2 separate regions of the Homo sapiens genome follow, and region 1 is linked to region 2. The links are chromatin loops, found by intact Hi-C in ENCODE. Cell type or tissue: ascending aorta. All regions are shown on one strand. Each heading gives the region's core, and the rest is flanking DNA. Links, peaks and the distances in the headings are about the cores only.

Region 1 (5,375 bases), core at 119-5,118, 94 kb after region 2:
TTCAGCTCTTTCCTGGAGCCTCTGACCTGCTCCTGTCTGAACCGGTTCCCTCCATTTCTGGACACTGCTGTCTTCCTATGATCTTCTTCGCTACCATTCTGTGCATTCCCTTCACTTCTCTTTTGAGTTGTGGATGTCCTGTGTCATGTATCTCCTGCCTTTCTTCTTCCTGGTTTAAAGCGTACAGAGGACGCAAATGTTTTTCACACCTTGCATGTCTGAAAATATCCTCATTTAACAGAAACACCTGGTAGACAGTTTGGCAAGGTACAGAATGTTAGATTATAGACACTTTTTCCTTCGGACTTTTGAAAGCCCTCCTCATTGTCTTCTAGCTCTGAGGATTGCTGTTGAGAAGTTCAGAGCTGTGCAGATTCCTGATCCCTTTTGTATATAACCTGTTTTTTCTTTCTGGAAGAAATTTTACAATGATATCTCTTGAGTTAGGTGTATGTTTATACATTATGCTGGTCACTAATTGGGCCCTTTCAGTTTAGAAACTCATATCTTTCAGTACTGAGATTTTTAAGAATGATTTATTTTTTTCTCACCCCCTTTTTTCTGTTTTCTCTCATTTTAGAAATCATTTTATTTGAAAGTTGAACCTCTTGTCCTTTAATTTTCCTTTCTTTCCTGTTTTCCATGTGTCTGCTTTCTTTATTTTCTGGGAGATTGTCTCATCTTTATCTTTCAGTTTTTTACTGAGTTTTTAATACTGGCTTCAAATTTTTTAATTCCAATAACTTTTTTAATTCTAATAACTTTTTTCCTGTGAATTTCTTTTCTTTTAAAAAAAGTTCTATTCTTGTTTCATGGGTGCAGTATCATCTGAGAATATTAATATAGGATTATTTAAGAATGAGGAAAAAAAAAGAATGAGGAAATTCTAAGCTGTGGGTGGGATGTATTGATTGTGAACTTCTTTAAGATGATCTGACTGGGCCATTTTATTGATGAATCCCTGATACCTCATCATTGGATCTTTCCTCTTTAGCTCTTCAGGCTTCCATAAAATATGTTTTTTTGCCTCCTGCTTGAAAGGTATAGGACTGGCTGTTGAAAGACCATTATAATGGGCACTGATAAAAATAAACTGACATGGCAACAAATTATATTTGGCAAATAGACACCGGAAAGCAAATATCCAGACTTCCCGGCCAGGGTATAATCCTGGCGCTTTTCCCGAATGCAAATAGTGAAGCGCATGGCAAATTCTGCAGGAGACAAATTTGTTACAAAGTAGGACTGGAACCCTACTTTCTTGATTCAGAGTTTCACTGTTGCTAGATGAGGCAAGGCCATCTGGCTTTATCTCCTTTTAGGCTGAGCAAAAGAAGCCCAGGTGAGCCAAAATACGTATTAATATATGTTTGCCGAATCCCCCCCTTTTGAATGTGGTACTCTTGCCCTCAAATGTGCCTGGTGTTGATCATTTCTGGAACCTTCAGTTTCCTCCTCTTAAGAGAGTAAAATTCCCGTCTTCTTCCTGGATTAGGAAGGGCAGATCTCAGCCCAGTGGAGCGAGGGAGGAAATGTAGAGAACTATTCTGCTTCTCATATAGTTCAGCCAACCCCTCTTGCTTATAGCCATATGTTCAAGGGAGGTTTCCAGAGGTGCCTGATGCCACCATTCCCTGAGTTTTTTAAGGGTTCGGCGACATAAATTGCTTGTTTCTCAGTTTTTCCCACTGTTGGCTTAGGTTTCGGCTCTCTTGAGTCTGCCAAGTCAGTTGCTACTCACCCATTTCCTCACCAGCTTCCAATATATTTTATTGCTGTTATCTTTACTTTTGTTATCTTTGTTTTCATGTGTTTATGCCTTTAAAAGTCCATTTACTGTCATTCTGGTAAGATTTGGGAAAGGAATGCAAGTCAATGCCTTTAAATGCACTATCTCTATGCAAAGTCGTACCCTTGCTTTTTTTTTTTTTTTTTTTTTTTTAATCAGTTTCTTAAAGGGAGTCCTTGGAAAATTACTAGTCTGCATCAGCATTTCCTTTTTACGTAGCGAGAAAACTGAGCCCAGAGAACTGATGTGACAAGCTCAAAGTTACCCAGGCACAGCGGCCAGGACTGAAGGCTTGCTTTCTTGATTCAGAGTTCACTCTTTTCTTCCTGTTCTGTTATTACAAATTCAAAGGTCACGTAGCCATAATCTTTTTATCCTCCTTCTGCTTATCAGATAATAAACATTAATTAACATGTGTTTCGGTTTTTCTTTTTGCCTCTGTTTAGTGTCAGCTAAATTTTTTTGGTTTGTTCACTCATGTATTCGTTCTTTCACTCAACTTATTCAATGGATTTTTTAAGCTATTGTTAAATGCCAACGCTATTCTAGGCACTGGTAAAATAGCCATGAGCAACAGAAAGTCCTTGCTGTCGTGGAGTTCCCATATATTCAGAGGAAGAGAATAACCAAACAGACTGATTATAAGCAGATTGGCTCAGGCAGAAACCCAGCTACAGGCACACATGCCAACCTTTAGGAAAGCAATGACCTGATGAACTGTGTCAGAAAAATGGAGAACTGACAAGGGAAGTCTCACTGGAGAAAGAAGAAGTGTTTCTAATCTGAAGAATTAAGTTTTCTATTAACCTTTTATGGAAACTGAGGGGAGGGTGAGAAGAAGGGGGAAGGGTATGAATGGCCAGATGCTCCGGGAGGTGCTTTGTTTTTTGAGAGAAAAAGACACACCAATAGACACCAGGAAAGCCGAAGGCATTCATCTTAACCTCTGTGTTTAATGGTTTTATAAAATAATGATATGGGCATTTGAGTGAAAAGAGAGTGGAGCCTGCCTTCTTTACAGTCACATTGGGGTTTCCGTCTGTTCCAGCTGCATCTGTCTGATCCCTGGGACTTGGTCTCTTGCCTCCTACCTTATCACACCTTAGTCTGTCTGCTTGCTGTTTCTCTTTTCATCGGGCTACACTTGGGAACCTGGAGAAACCTCAGGCCTCTGAACACATTGGCACCTCCCGAGCTACTTCTAATGAAAACCTCTTACCTGACTTGGGTGGACTTTTGGGTATGCGCTTGACTTTTGCTTTAAGAACACATGGTGTGTTCCATGGAGGGTTGTTGAAAACTGCCTGATGAGTTGGGACGGGCACACCTAATTCAAAACTTCAGCATTTTATTATGCTCTGTGAAACAGTGTTCCTTACACGCTTAGATTTTTTTTCTGCTTACACATCAGAGCAGCCTTAAAGTTGAAAAAGCTTTTATTACGCATTTCTTGTTTTAAGTACGCTCACCCTAATAACCCTGTGAAGTAGTGATTATCTCTGTGTTGACTAAAGGGAAACACAACTAATATACCTACTAAGGTAGCAAGTCTAGCCATTGAACAAACCAGAGCTTCAAGTCCAGTTTCTGACTCAGGGTTGTAGCGATAGCTGTGGAGGACAGCCTTCCTCCTCCACCTGATTTCTCTTTCCCTCTTGCTTTTCTTCTTCTTCTTAGTTATTATCAGATTTTGCATCCTATTCAGGGGCCACAAAGGCAGGGAAGATACCACAGAAAACCAAAGTCCATATACAAACAGGTTGGCCACACTGCAGGAATATAGAAAGAAAGTAGTAGGCAGGACATTGTGAAAAACTTTAATTCTTGATATAGTCTTTTCCCCGTGACTTCTAACAACATCTAACTCACCCCTCCTGGAGAATTTTGCTGCAAAAGAAGAGTCTTTTGTGTGGAGGCTGGGGAGGAATGAAATTTGAAAATGATAAAAAGTGATTGAAGACTTCTCTAAATTAAAGGTAGTATCGTTCACTCTGCTTAAAGAGTGAGCTTGTGAATTAATTACAGTTAGGAGATCAAGAAACTGAGACATTAATTGATAGAAAATCGCATCCAACACGTAGATCTAGAAGAAAATATCTTTATTTTCTTTCTAGCATCAAGGAATATTAAATCTAAAGTGTCCCCAGGTATATGGTTTTCAATCCTGTGCTTAAATATCTCCTGAGAAGGAGATTCCATAAATTCCCTCTATAACTAACCAATCCTCATAATCAGCAAGTTCTTTTCTATCTGATCTAAATCCCTAGTCCTGCCATTTAAACTCATTTCCTCATGTTCTGCCCTCCAGGGAGATAAAGAACAGCTGTCTGCTCCTATTTGTAATAATCCTCATGGAGAGTATTTGCAATAGTCTCCTTTGGCCTAAATACCAAGCTTGCCCTCACCTTTCTTTTTAACTCTTCTCTTGTTTCCCCACAGAGTCCTCCCATGCTATTCACATCTTTCTTGAATAGTTTCTTCCCCAGGACCTGCCATGGTGAAAGACTTAGAAATAAGAATACAGTTGTAATATAGACGCCAAAGAGGTAGCAGGAAGTCAGATCTGGGCAACTCCATGCCATGCTAAAGAAATAAAACATTCTCCATTAAGAAATGTTTTTTGTTTGTTTGTTTTTGCTTCTTTTTTTCTTCTTCCCCCTGGTAGAGACAGGGTCTCTCTCTGTTGCCCAGGTTGGAGTGCAGAGGCTCTTCACAGGTGAGATCATAGCTCACTGCAGTCTCTAACTCCTGGCCTCAGGAGATCCTCCCCCTTCAGCCTCCTAAGCTGGCACTGTAAGTGACTGCACCTGGCTTTGTTTTTCTATTTCTTGAGGCATCTCTGGCAGTATCTAGGCCCAGCCATAGGCTAACTGTGAGATGGGTGGAATTAATCCTTAGTGTCCTTATCCTCAGTGTACTCTCCTCCTCCAGAGTATGTCAGGCACCAAATTCCTCTCTCCCCTACTCACTCTCCCTCCTCTCAAATCTCTGTTCCCTCAATGTGGTTTGATATTTTAGGAGGAAAGCAGGAAGACTGAGTACATTTCCTCTGCTGGCCAAGTCTGATATTTATTTACAAGCAAGGCGCCCTCCTTGAATTTCTTAGATGTGTTAATTGGGCCTAGTCTGCTTAGCCACGAGGTCCTCCCTGCCCATCTCCTTTAGGAGCAGCCTTGTTATACTTGTCACCCAAGGGATGTTTTAGAGAAAGTTGGTGCTCCACGAAATCAGAGACCACTGCAGTGGAGAGCAGACAGCCAAAGACCCATCTCAGAAAACCCAGGGGTCTCTGTTGGCCCATTAAGTAGAAGCATCTGTACATTCAACTTTCTTCCTCATGGTGAATTTTTCTGTAGCATCACTTCCATTTGACAGTGAAAAAACTTAATCTGTCAAAAGGTAAGAGTTATTTTTAAAACATGGTTATATTGAGAAACCTTGCATCTTACATGTGAAAATAGCCACAGAACTGGAAAGGATGGTCTGAAGAGGGGACTTTCAATATTTCCCAGCAGATTCTCAGACAGAGACTCACCTTGGCCCATTATTGGATCAAAGTCAATATAATATTAGGTTAACTTGACTT
Region 2 (5,375 bases), core at 70-5,069:
ATTTAATGAAACATGACAAATAATATGACTAATATATTTTAAAAATTTGCAGAAGGCCAGCTGTGGTGGCTCACGCCTGTAATCTCAGCACTTTGGGAGGCTGAGGCGGGCAGATCGCTTGAGCTTAGGAGTTCAAGACCAGCCTGGGCAATATGGCAAAACCCTGTTTCTATCAAAAATACAAACAGCCAGGCATAGTAGTGTGCACCTGTGGTCCCAGCTATTTGGGAGGCTGAGGCAGGAGGATCACTTGAGCCCGAAGGTTGAGGCTGCAGTGAACCACGATCGCGCCACTGCACTCCAACCTGGGAGACAGAGCGAGACGCTGTCTAAAAAAAAAAAAAAAAAAGTACAGAAGCCCAACAAAGGGTGTGTTCATTCTCTCTGGAAGTGAGGGAAGGATTCCCAGAAGAAAGAACATTTGACGGAGGGCTTAAAAGTCAAATTAGTGTTGTTGAGCCAAGGGATGGGAGGACTCAATATACACAGAGTGGGCGCCAGGTGTGGAGGAAAGTTCTTCACCTACACGGTGTGGCTGGTGGACAGATCAAGGGTGCTAGGCAGGACTGAATTCTGCCTGCTGCCTGTTTGTGTTTTTAAAATAGCTTTAATGAGATATAATTTACGTACCATAAAGTTTACCTGTTTAAAGTGTACAAGTCAGTGGTTTTTAGTATATTTATAGAAATGTGCAACCAGTGGCCCATAATCTAATTTTACAACATTTCCATCACCCTAAGAAGAAACCTTGTATCTATTAACAGTCACTCTCCCATTCCCTGTGTGTGCCCCCCACGACCCGGCACTAGCCCAAGGTAGCCACTAATCTACTTTCTAGATTTATCTGTTCTGCACATTCATATGAATGGGATCATGCAATATGTATCTTTTGTGTCTAGCTTCTTTCACTTAGCGTAAAGCACTTGAGGTTCCTCGATGTTGTAGCATGTATCAGTTGTTTCATTCCTTTTTATTCCTGGGTAGTTTTCATTGTGTGGCTATACCATGTTTTGTTAATGCATTCATCAGTCCGATGCCTGTTTTTAAAGTTTTATTAGTTTTAAAGCCACACCCATTTGATAATATGTTGTCTATGGCTGCCTTCTCACTACTGTGGCAGAGTTGAGTATTGTGTCAGAGACCTGCATGGCCTGCAAAGCTTTAAATAGTTACTATTCAGCCCTTTGCAGGAAGAGCTTGGCAATTCCTGTAATAGAGGATGAAGACAATGAAGGGGGTAGGCTGGGGCTGAGTGGAAGATGAGACTGGAAAGGCCACGTAAGGATTTGGACTTAATCCTGTGGATCGGCTTCTCAAAGTGTGTGTGCTGTGTGAAGCCCCTGCATCGGATCCCTTGATGTATAGATTCCTGAGCCTCCCCCTGGGCTTACCAGCTAAACCCCTTGCCCCACGCCCTTATTCTTAATTCCACCTGGACTTCTTTCTTCAGTCTCTCAATTCTTGCCACTTTGGAAGCCCATGCTTAGGTCTTAGCTCTTCACCAAACCCTTGCCTGATTGCTTTACCCTCCTCCATTTCTTTCTTTTCTAAACATCGCTCTGAATCTTCTTCCCCCTACCACAACCTGTGCCTTCCCACAGTATGGAATTATATGTTTTATTGTATTACTTGCTGCTGAATCGTGTGTGTTAATTCTGCACACTCAGCTGGTGAGTGGACTGCTTTCGGGCAGGAACTAGGTCTTGGGTCTTTTTTTGCATTATGCAAATTGGGTTATTGCATGGCACCAAGGATGTTATTTAGAGTATAACTGAAAGTCTTCTTAAATGACTTTCCTTTTGCATAGTGCATCTTTATTTGCTTTGCATTCTATTAGTGGACTTAGTGTTTGGTCCCTAGGCCCCTCAACATTGGAGCTAAGCAGGTGTCCTCCATTTTGTATGACTGCTTTGATTTACTTTTTTAATTAAATCTCTTTTAATTAATCTTATTTTTTACTCTAAACTGCAGATCTTTGTTCAGTCTTTTCCCTAGCCCATTTCTAAATCTTTGTTACATTCTTCTTTACTCTGAGGGGTTTTAGTCATCTGCTAGTAAACTAGTTAGTCCTTTCCGTCAGCTGGGTAAAAAGCTATAAATGGTTTTCAACTCTATGCAGCTCCCTTGGGTTGCTCATTTGATCTGAGCCAGGTTTGAAGTTGGGCCATTGAGAATGATCTGTCCTCATGATGTAGGGGGTGACTCCAGCCAATTCTTAATATTGCTGGAATTAATTAACTTTGATTCCTCTAACTGAAAGAGGGCATTTTACTCTACCGTGTATTATTAAATACCTTATAACTTGATTTTTTTGATTTTGTTTTCTTGCTCAGTGAGTACTTAAAATATCCCTGCCGATATAGTAATTTGTTCCCTGTTTAATATGGCTTTTTCCTTTGTTTACTCTGGACTCAAGTCTTTGTAGCTTGTTTTCTAAGTCAGCTCAAAAGTTGCTGGTCATTGGATTTGGCAGCCTTTTCAAGCTTTACCCACCAGAATCCTACAGGAAGTTGTGTGTCGGCCAGAAGAGTCTGTTTATTTAGAGCGTGGTGTCCAGCAGAAGCAATCCATTTATGAGGGTCTGGTCTTAAAGACACAGGCATCTGAGTCTGTGTTTGGAAGACCTGCTGCTTTGGCTTCCATTGCAGCCATGTTCTCCATGCTTTCCTGTCCAGCCCGCCGGGGCACCTCAGTGGCACTGCTGGCTGATTGAAGGAGTCCTTGTCTCTGAGCTCCTTGGCCTTGTCTGAAAGGCTGAAATATCAAGGCCCAGATATTAGACAGGGTTCTAGTCCAAAGCACCCTACAATAATGCTTTGTATTTATGGCTTTTTTTTTCCACCTGAACCACAGAGTCCTTCAGCTGAACCTGAAATTTGTACAACTCTTGGAGGATGAGGGGCAAATTACAGGTATGACTTGGATACTTTTGAAGATAAGAGAGCTAATGAGATGAGGTGTTACTGATTCTCACTGTGAAGCAAGGACAGAGCCCAGCTTTAGGATCCAAGGTCACTACCATAGCCTAACTCTTGCCCGGAGCTGAAGTGTCCCCTTGTGCCCATTATGGCTTAACTTCTATTTGTTGATACATGTGTACACACATCTGATCCATTTTGAATTTGCTCCAGCAAGTCGGTGATGTGGCTGTCGGTTCTCTGTGCCTAGCACTGGGCTTGCCACAGGTTAGGGACTGCATGCCTGTGGACCCGTTTACGTGGAAGCTGCATCGATGTCTTCTTAAAAGGTGAGTCCCCCTCCCAGAGTGAGGTGTGGCCTCACTACCAGTGATGTGAGCACATACCGAGGTGCCTTGGGGGAGAGGGGCAGAGAGGTATAGCAACTGCTGAGAGGCCTGAGCACAAAAGGTCGAAAGTGAGCTGTCGTACCTCTCAGCCCTCGCCATGCCCCTGGGGTCTTTTAATGACCTACAGTTGGATTTTTTCATGAGGTGGAAGTTATATTGAAATTTCTGCCTCAGAATAGTTCCTGAAGAGCATTGACTCTCTGGGAGTCTTAGGTAAATTTAACACTTAATGAAGGTAAAAACAATCCTTTCCACATTCCTCTGCTCCTCCTCTCAACCTCAGGTCAGTCGATGTGCAAGCAGTGCTTTCCTTGGGAGGCAGCAGTTTCTGAAGGTAAAGGAGAAAGCCCTGGTCCAAGGGAGCCAAAGGTCCGTTGGGACACACATGATTCCGTGTTGGGCACATGGGCATGTAGGTGTCTCCTAGCCTTGCCAAGCTGTCTTAAATTCGGGCATCTTCCAAAATCAAAGGCAACTGAAGAGCTTAATTTCCAATGATGATACATTTTGCCTCAGTCATCTGGCCCCAAAAGACTTCTGGGGGCCGATCACCCTCCCTTCTATTCTGAACGCCCTCATCCCCTAGATTGTCACTTGGTGCTTTTGGCCAGGGGGCTCTGCTTCTTCCTTGCTGCGAGTTCTTCCTGCTGAGCCCAGCATCCCCGTGAGGGCTTTCACGCAGGCCCTTCATTGCTCTCGGTATGTTGTCAGCCCATGTGTTGCAGTTTATTTTTGATTCCTGCTTTCATAAGGTTTGAAGATTCCACTCATTTTTCCAGTGGTTGTTAAGATAGTGAGAATCTAAATGAAATGGTAATATTACCATTGTGAACAATTATTTTTCTAAAAGAATCTTTTGTGTTCATTTTTAATGCTGTTAAGATCTAATTCCCAGTATTTTATTTGGAAGCTCTTCAAATTTCCCAAATCATAAAATCTTTCAAAGCCTACTCCAAGTTACTTTTTCTTGATTCAGCTCTCCTATTTGCATTTAAAATAAAAAGGCCAGCCTATTTCCAAATATGGAAATGATCTATGTTTATTAGAGATCAGCAAAGTGATATGGGCCCTTGACTTGCTGTGAGGTTTTTTTTTTAAATGTGTTTTAGAGCAATGTACAAGGGCAATTTTTCGTCCTGTTTTGTCATGTGTTCTTAAATACATTTCCTAAACACTTTCTCTGGCTTGGTGCTATTACTGTGTATACGTCCTACATATGTTTCCTATTTTTTATGACTCATACTTACGGTACTCATAAAGATTTATCCTTTATCTTGGCTCTGAGTAATGAGCCCACTTGCACATTTCCAGCAGAACTGTGGGTTAGGGATTTTACATTTCATTCTGCTGGAGAGGCCTCTGGAAGGCATAGCACAGGCAGCGCAGCATGTTCCTTGTAGGCAGTACTCACTTCTCCCTGAGGGAACAGTTAGCTCAGTTTTTGTGAATTTACTAATTTTTGTTCTCTAGCTTTTCCTTTCCCTTTGCCCTTTTTAGCCATTTTGCTGTTTGAGTGAGGCCACACAAGAGCATGAACAGATGAAACAAATGCTCTACTCCTTTTTGCTGCTGAGTAACTGTGGTGGAGGAAGAAATGGAAATAATGAACTGAAACGATATTATTACATGTGGCAACAAACTCAGGCAAGGAGTCTTCTTGGGTCCAAATAAACATTCAGACCCATGAGACTATCATAGGCCATGGGTGGCTTCATTATACTTAAAAGGGTATAGGACAAGGACCACAGCTTACGGCATGGCAGCAAGGCATTCCTCCTTGTTGTGTGCCTTGTGACTGTTCACACATCAGTTCATCAGTTCACATAGCCATCCAGAGCTCTCCAGCTGATGGCTCAAATGCCAGGAGATGAGATCTCTGTGTGTGTGTGTGTGTGTGTGTGTGTGTGTGTGTGTGTGTGTGTGTGTAGTTCTCTAGTTTAAAAGCCTTAGGAAGGCCGGGTGCAGTGGCTCACACCTGTAATCCCAGCACTTTGGGAGGCTGAGGCGGGTGGGTTACCTGAGGTCAGGAGTTCGAGACCAGCCTAACCAAAATGGTGAAACCCGTCTC

What was found. A loop is a pair of places that touch in the nucleus more often than their neighbours do. Peaks named below come from ENCODE experiments on the same cell type or tissue, not always from the same donor. Only the 100,000 strongest peaks of a DNase experiment are listed, where the experiment ranks them.
Region 1: a loop joins it to region 2, with 5 times the contacts of the local background. A loop is called at or near these places in 5 of 110 quality-filtered maps.

What each region holds. Positions count from the first base shown.
Region 1 is chr1:91,686,408-91,691,782 of GRCh38, reverse strand. The region is part of intron 16 of TGFBR3 (transforming growth factor beta receptor 3); the gene reads left to right. Among named protein-coding and RNA genes, the nearest start is that of CDC7, 190 kb to the right of the region's middle. In ascending aorta, for the core only: no CTCF peak of the experiment used is centred there; a DNase peak (open chromatin) is centred at 2,042; H3K4me3 peaks cover 1,046 bases; H3K27ac peaks cover 3,076 bases.
Region 2 is chr1:91,780,743-91,786,117 of GRCh38, reverse strand. All of the region lies in intron 3 of TGFBR3 (transforming growth factor beta receptor 3), which reads left to right. Among named protein-coding and RNA genes, the nearest start is that of TGFBR3, 100 kb to the left of the region's middle. RefSeq lists a silencer at 10-213. In ascending aorta, for the core only: no CTCF peak of the experiment used is centred there; a DNase peak (open chromatin) is centred at 2,527; H3K27ac peaks cover 3,562 bases.